2 separate regions of the Homo sapiens genome follow, and region 1 is linked to region 2. Evidence: chromatin contacts called from ENCODE Hi-C or POLR2A ChIA-PET data. All regions are on one chromosome and are shown on one strand. Each heading gives the region's core, a stretch centred on a gene start or an enhancer-like site at or near the end of the contact. The rest is flanking DNA. Distances are from core to core; before and after follow the strand shown.

Region 1 (2,857 bases), core at 47-2,546, 80 kb before region 2:
AAAAACAAAAACTAGCTAGGTGTGGTGGCGCACGTCTGTAATCCCAGCTACTTGGGAGGCTGAGGCACGAGAATCTCTTGAACCCAGGAGGCGGAGGTTGCAGGGAGCTGAGATCGCGCCACTGCACTCCAGCCTGGGTGACTCTGTCTCAAGGGCAAGGAGGGGAAGAAGCCAGTCTGACCCTGACTACTGCAAGAAATCTTTGCCCTGACTGTGTATATAAGTGCTTCTCAGTGCTTGCCATTGTCTTCCTGCTCTTTCCTTTTTTTTTTTTTTTTTTTTTTTTTTTGAGATGGAGTCTCACTCTGTCACCCAGGTTGGAGTGCACTGGCGAGATCTCGGCTCACTGCAAGCTCCGCCTCCCGGGTTCAAGCAATTCTCCTGCCTCAGCCTCCCGAGTAGCTGGAATTACAGGCGTGCGCCATCACGCCCAGCTAATTTTTATATTTTTAGTAGAGACGGGGTTTCACCATGTTGCCCAGGCTGGTCTCCAACTCCTGGCCTCAGGTGATCCACCGGCCTCGGCCTCCCAAAGTGCTGGGATTACACGCGTGAGCCACCGTGCCCGGACTCCTCTTCTAACTATGAAAGAAAAAGAAAGAGGAAGGTCTCTTCTGAAAGCTTAAAGCCAGATTTCCTCTGAAAGTCTAGCCGGCCAGTTAAAATGCGTCAGAGTCTATTCATGGCAGCAAACAGTAAAATAGAATGCCCTTTCTCTAGTAAGTATACGTAAATAACTACAGGCTTTTGACCCAAGAACTATCAGAAGCCCTGAAGCAGAGAGAGAAAGAGACTCTAGTTTCTGAAACTCTGAAAAGCTAGGATTTTGTGGCACTGGACACTTTAAAGGTTGTTTTTACAAAATAAGAAAAACTGGGTTAGATAAAGAAATGGTTAGAACTAAAGTTGAAGTTTAATGGGAGGTAGATACTCAGTTTGCACTTCCCTGTTTTTATTTCTTTATATTTCGCTCTAAAATATATAAGCATTATAAACAATGATAAGTAATTAATAGCGACGTAAAAATTGATGCTCTTATTTTAATGACCACGTTTTGGGTGAATATCAACATAAACGACCAGATTGCTATTTTGTCTTGCTGGTTATGGTTGGGGAAAGCTTTTGTTTGGAGAGGGGAGTGCTGTGGAGAAATAACCCAGTTACCTAGCGGCAGATACAAGGCATCCAGACATGGAAACTGGGAGGAAACAAACATTTTCCGGAGCAAGCTGACAAGCTCAGCCTTGGTGCTCCATCTGCGTCATAAGTAGCTCCCTGCCTCCAGTGCCTGGCGCTGTGCCTGGCACCACGTGGGCGGCCAGCATCATTTGTTGGACTGAATTGTAAAATGAGGTCACTTCCACAAAGGGATTTGTTGTCTGATCAGAAGAAAGAATGCAAACCATAAGAAAATAAATATAATAATTTGTCTTCCTTTTTGTGTTTTTGTATTTTGTTTGTATATATTTTGTTAATTAAAATTTTTTTCACCTAGTTTTTTTTAGAGAAGACAGTGGACGCACAGAGCACAATATAGATAACCCTTACTACCTGAATTCTCACTCTGCAAATATTCCCTGTAATGGCTTGCGTCCATTTTTATCCCACATGCAGTACCCTAATTGAAAACCTGCTATAAAATATCTGCATGCTGGGGCCAGTGAAAACTTATAATTTGAACACAAGTTTGGGCAGGAGGGTATAGGGTGCCCTGTAGTTGGATCTAGCTGCTTTGCCTGTAAGATGGCTTCTATTTTGCTTGCATTGCTTGTTGTGTTGTTTAAACCTGTGTGTTATCATTGTCATCTTCTCCACATTGTTAAGTGAAAATGCTTTCTAAAAAAGTGGAAAAGCCTGTGAAGAAAGTATATGAACAAAAACCCAATCACTAAAAAGAAGGTTGAGAGTGAAAAAGCGTTTTGAGAAAGGATAATAAATAAAAAAAAATGTATAAGCCGGTAAAAAGACAACCTAATTTGTATTGGATATTAAAAAAATGGTATTTTTGAAGGTAGTATTTGTCTGTACTCACTAATTAGAACTAATGAGAATTAAATGTAATTGACATTTTAAATCCTTTATACCTTTCAGAAATCTTTATGGATTAATACATAGATTAATGACAGTGTTTTAGTGAAATTTGGGGAAATTTCTTGGGGTTTTAAAAAATGCATTTTTATTTTTTTATTTACAGTAATTATGGCTTCTTTGATTTTCTTGTGTTAAACTTTAAAAGAGTATGCAAATTTTAAAAAAATGAAATATAGGCTCTAGTTATCTGAAATTTTGAAATCTAAAACATTTTCCAGAATAAATTGGATTTGGATGTCTCAGGATGCCTGAGGTCACAGACTGAAAGTAGAATTAAATGGTATTATGAGCAAATGTTCTTTTTCACATCTAGAAAGGCCTTTTAACTACAAAGAATTTAATTGTTTTTGTTGTTGCTACTTAGAAATATTTGGCAAGCAAATGACTCTAGATAATGTTTCTAAGAGAACTTCAGAGTCCTCTGATATTGAAGTAAAGTTTGAATCCTAAATCAAATTAAAAAAAAACCAACACACACATTTGAAATAGTTGAGACCTTTATAAATTATCTTTCTCCCAAAAAGAAAAAAAAAATGAGTGTGAAAGCCACAGTTGGTCCATGGACTATTGTGGTTGTTCCTAGCTGGTTTCTCTATCTCTAGTCATCCCTGTCCCTCCTTGTCTCATGGTCAATATATAAAGCTCTCAAAATTCTCTGGTGAAACACTATTTGATCATAACAGCTTCAGGTTCAGGAAACATTAACTCTCCATTTTGTGTGTGTGTCAAATTAAAATGTCTCCTTCCAGTGATCCAATTCCTGCCA
Region 2 (2,846 bases), core at 275-2,774:
CTGGAAATGTGCAGGAGGAATCTGAGTGGGTAAGTGGAGGAAGAGAGGTGCTTAACGCAGCAAGTGTGACAAATTTGGGGGAAGATGGACATACTTGGATGTATGACGATGAGTGCCTTTAAGTGACTGCCTTTAAGGAAAAGAGAAGGGTTAAAGCTGTATGGGCATGACAGAATCCATTGGCATTAGGGCCATGAGAAGGAAGGAATATAACCTGGCTACAAAGGTGGGTTAGAGGTAGTCAGGATCATTGGGTATAGCAGAGGGCCACCAGAATTGTGAAGAACTAACCAGCGGCAGAGAAGGGAAGAGTGGAAGGAGAGTAGGAGCCATTGTGAGAGGAAACATGGAGACCTCTTCAGGCCTAGGATGAAAGCAGAAATGACACAAGTGAGTCTCAGATGAACATGATGGCAGGGATAAAGAAAAGATGGGACTCTCAGCTCTGTTCTGCTGGTCTCCTCAGAAACCACTGTGTCCATGTATGACTAAAAATGCCTCTCAGTTATTTTCCAACAGTGCGGCAAATGCGAGGAAATTAACTATGGTTTGACATTATGGTTAGTCTTTTTTTTTTTTTTCAAATTTGTCAATGGAAATTTTCACAGGTACACAAAGATAGAGTTAGCGTAATACACCTCAATGTTCCCATCCCCCAGTTTTTCGACTTGTAATCAACACATGGCTTTTCTCATTTCTTTTATACCTTCACCCACCTTTTTCTTACTCCCTTCTTGGATTATTTTACAGCAAGACCTAGATCCTGTATTATTTTATCTATAAATACTTTTTAATATATCTCTAAATGATAATACCTTTTAAAAACTTAACCCTAGTGGTATTATTACACCTTGAAAAAGCACAGTCATCCCTAAATATCTCCTGTCATCCAAATATCCAAATGGTGTTTAACTTTCCTTCGATGTCTCAATTTCTTTCTTTCTTTCTTTTTTTTTTTTTTTTTTGAAAACAGCCAGTTGGTTTGAGTCAGGCTCCAAACAAGATCCTCATGTTTCATTTAGTTGATGACAAATCTTCAAGGCTCTGTTAATAAAGATTATGGTCATTCTTAAAAGAATTTATGTTTTGCAATTCTACCTTTTAGATTTACTTAGCTACCCACGATTCTTCCCAGTCAGCTGCCATCAACAGCTTCCTGAGTTTTGTTAGATGATTTTTATGATTTTGAGCATTTTTTCATGATCCCTCTTGCCTTTATGGTTTAATGTAGCTAGTCATTTTTCCCTTCCTTCAGTAGATGTTTCTTGGGAGCCTGCTCTGTTTCAGGAGCTGTACTGGACACTGGGCCTACACCTGTGAAAAGGACAGACAGGGCCCAACTCCTGGAGCTTACAGTTTGACCACAGGAGAGCTGCTGCTTGGCAGTTTTCCCCGTGCGTTCACCCCAGCTGAGCAGTGTGACCACAACCGTCACTTCTGTGCAGGCAGACCTGCCACGTTTTTATAGCTTGGTGTTCATGCTCTCATGCTGTCATTTTATGTGGTTGACAAAGGTGCGCCTAGAATGTTCAAGAAGCCAGGCATGGCTTCTGTGGCAGGCCTGTGTCTCATAGCCACACGACCCGGCATTCTAACTGTGGTGCTGCTTGGGCCTTGTGTGTATCCATGTAACACTTTTGGGCTTGAGTGTGGATAGCTCTGAAAGTTAAAATGGAGAGCTTCCTGAATTGGTGGATTGTGGAGAGGCTAAATGAACACGTTTAAAGAGGGGGGCTCTGAATTGTTACAGGGCTTGGCAAAAGCCAAGTGTTGCTAATATGTTTGAGCAAATTGGATGTTTCTGTGGCTTTGTGGACTTCAGGTTGGTTTGGGGCTTTTGCCTGTTCCAGTTAGGCTACCTGCCAGCCTTTCAGATGACAGGCCCACTTTCTTGATTTGCTGTTCGTTGTGTATTGGTTAGCCAGTCTGCCTCAGTAGCTAAATATGATGATACAATTCAGGCCTGTCTTGCTGATAAAACTTTTAACTGATTTACATTTCTTTATGTAAGTAAATAATCAGACTCTGACTCCTGTGATGCTCTGATTTTGAGAATGGTCCATGATTCTTCTTATATTTTTGCATTTTCAGTTCAAATGCAACTGTATTGTAGTTACTGGATTATAGTGTCTGAGCCTTTAAAAAAATCTTAGTTAATAAAAGTATATTTTCAGATATAAAACCTAGTATCCTTATGATACATATCTCCTTGTCACTGAAGGCATGTTCAGCCTCTGATGATATGTTTTGTTTTCTTTCAGTTAAGTGGTCTTTAATCGTTTTGATTGTGTGCCCATATCAGTTAAAACTTTTGAGCAATTCCCCTTGTTTGTGTGTGTATTTATAATTTATAAAAAGTAGTGCTGTGCTAAAATACATTATAGTATTATAAAACACAAAACAAAAGACTTCAAATGGCTAGGATATATTGTATTCCCTACCTTCTTCCTAAATGAACTCTTCATGGTTCTGTCCGAGGGCAGCCTTCTACTTTGCCCTAAATTTCAGTTACTCTCACATATTCGACATTGCCCCAGCCTGTCCCCTCCTCCTTGCATCACCACTTTTTCCCCCTGCTCGATCGTTTCCAAAGGCTTTCTCATCTTCAAAAAGTCTTCTTTGGTCACCTCTCCCAGCTACTGCCCCATCATCTGTCCCTCCATATTTTCAGTCCTTGCTGTGTTCACATCCTCTCTTGACTCACACCACTCTGATGAAAGTGCTCCTGGCAAGGTCCATGGTAACTCCCATGATCCTGACTCTAGTGGTCACTTCTTCATCTTCCTCACAGGAGCTCTTCAGTTTGGCACCGCTGATCATACCCTTTTCCTTGACGCTGTTTCTTC

What was found. Hi-C counts contacts between places; a loop is a spot of excess contacts on that map. ChIA-PET counts read pairs that join two places held with the same protein, here RNA polymerase II (POLR2A). Pooled maps may share reads with other maps.
Region 1: POLR2A ChIA-PET joins it to region 2 with 15 read pairs in BJ. The contact joins two enhancer-like sites. A Hi-C loop is called at or near these places in 1 of 37 single-sample maps with no recorded cell type and 5 of 50 pooled maps. POLR2A ChIA-PET finds 5 or more read pairs at or near these places in 8 of 52 experiments (BJ, GM12878, HEK293 and 5 more).

What each region holds. Positions count from the first base shown.
Region 1 is chr1:207,940,275-207,943,131 of GRCh38, reverse strand. No RefSeq gene overlaps it. Among named protein-coding and RNA genes, the nearest start is that of LINC02767, 17 kb to the left of the region's middle. Within about 2 kb of position 1,296, at least 15 of the 41 ENCODE cell types and tissues checked have a DNase peak (open chromatin) inside an H3K27ac peak, as active enhancers do.
Region 2 is chr1:207,860,614-207,863,459 of GRCh38, reverse strand. No RefSeq gene overlaps it. Among named protein-coding and RNA genes, the nearest start is that of MIR29B2CHG, 39 kb to the right of the region's middle. Within about 2 kb of position 1,524, at least 8 of the 41 ENCODE cell types and tissues checked have a DNase peak (open chromatin) inside an H3K27ac peak, as active enhancers do.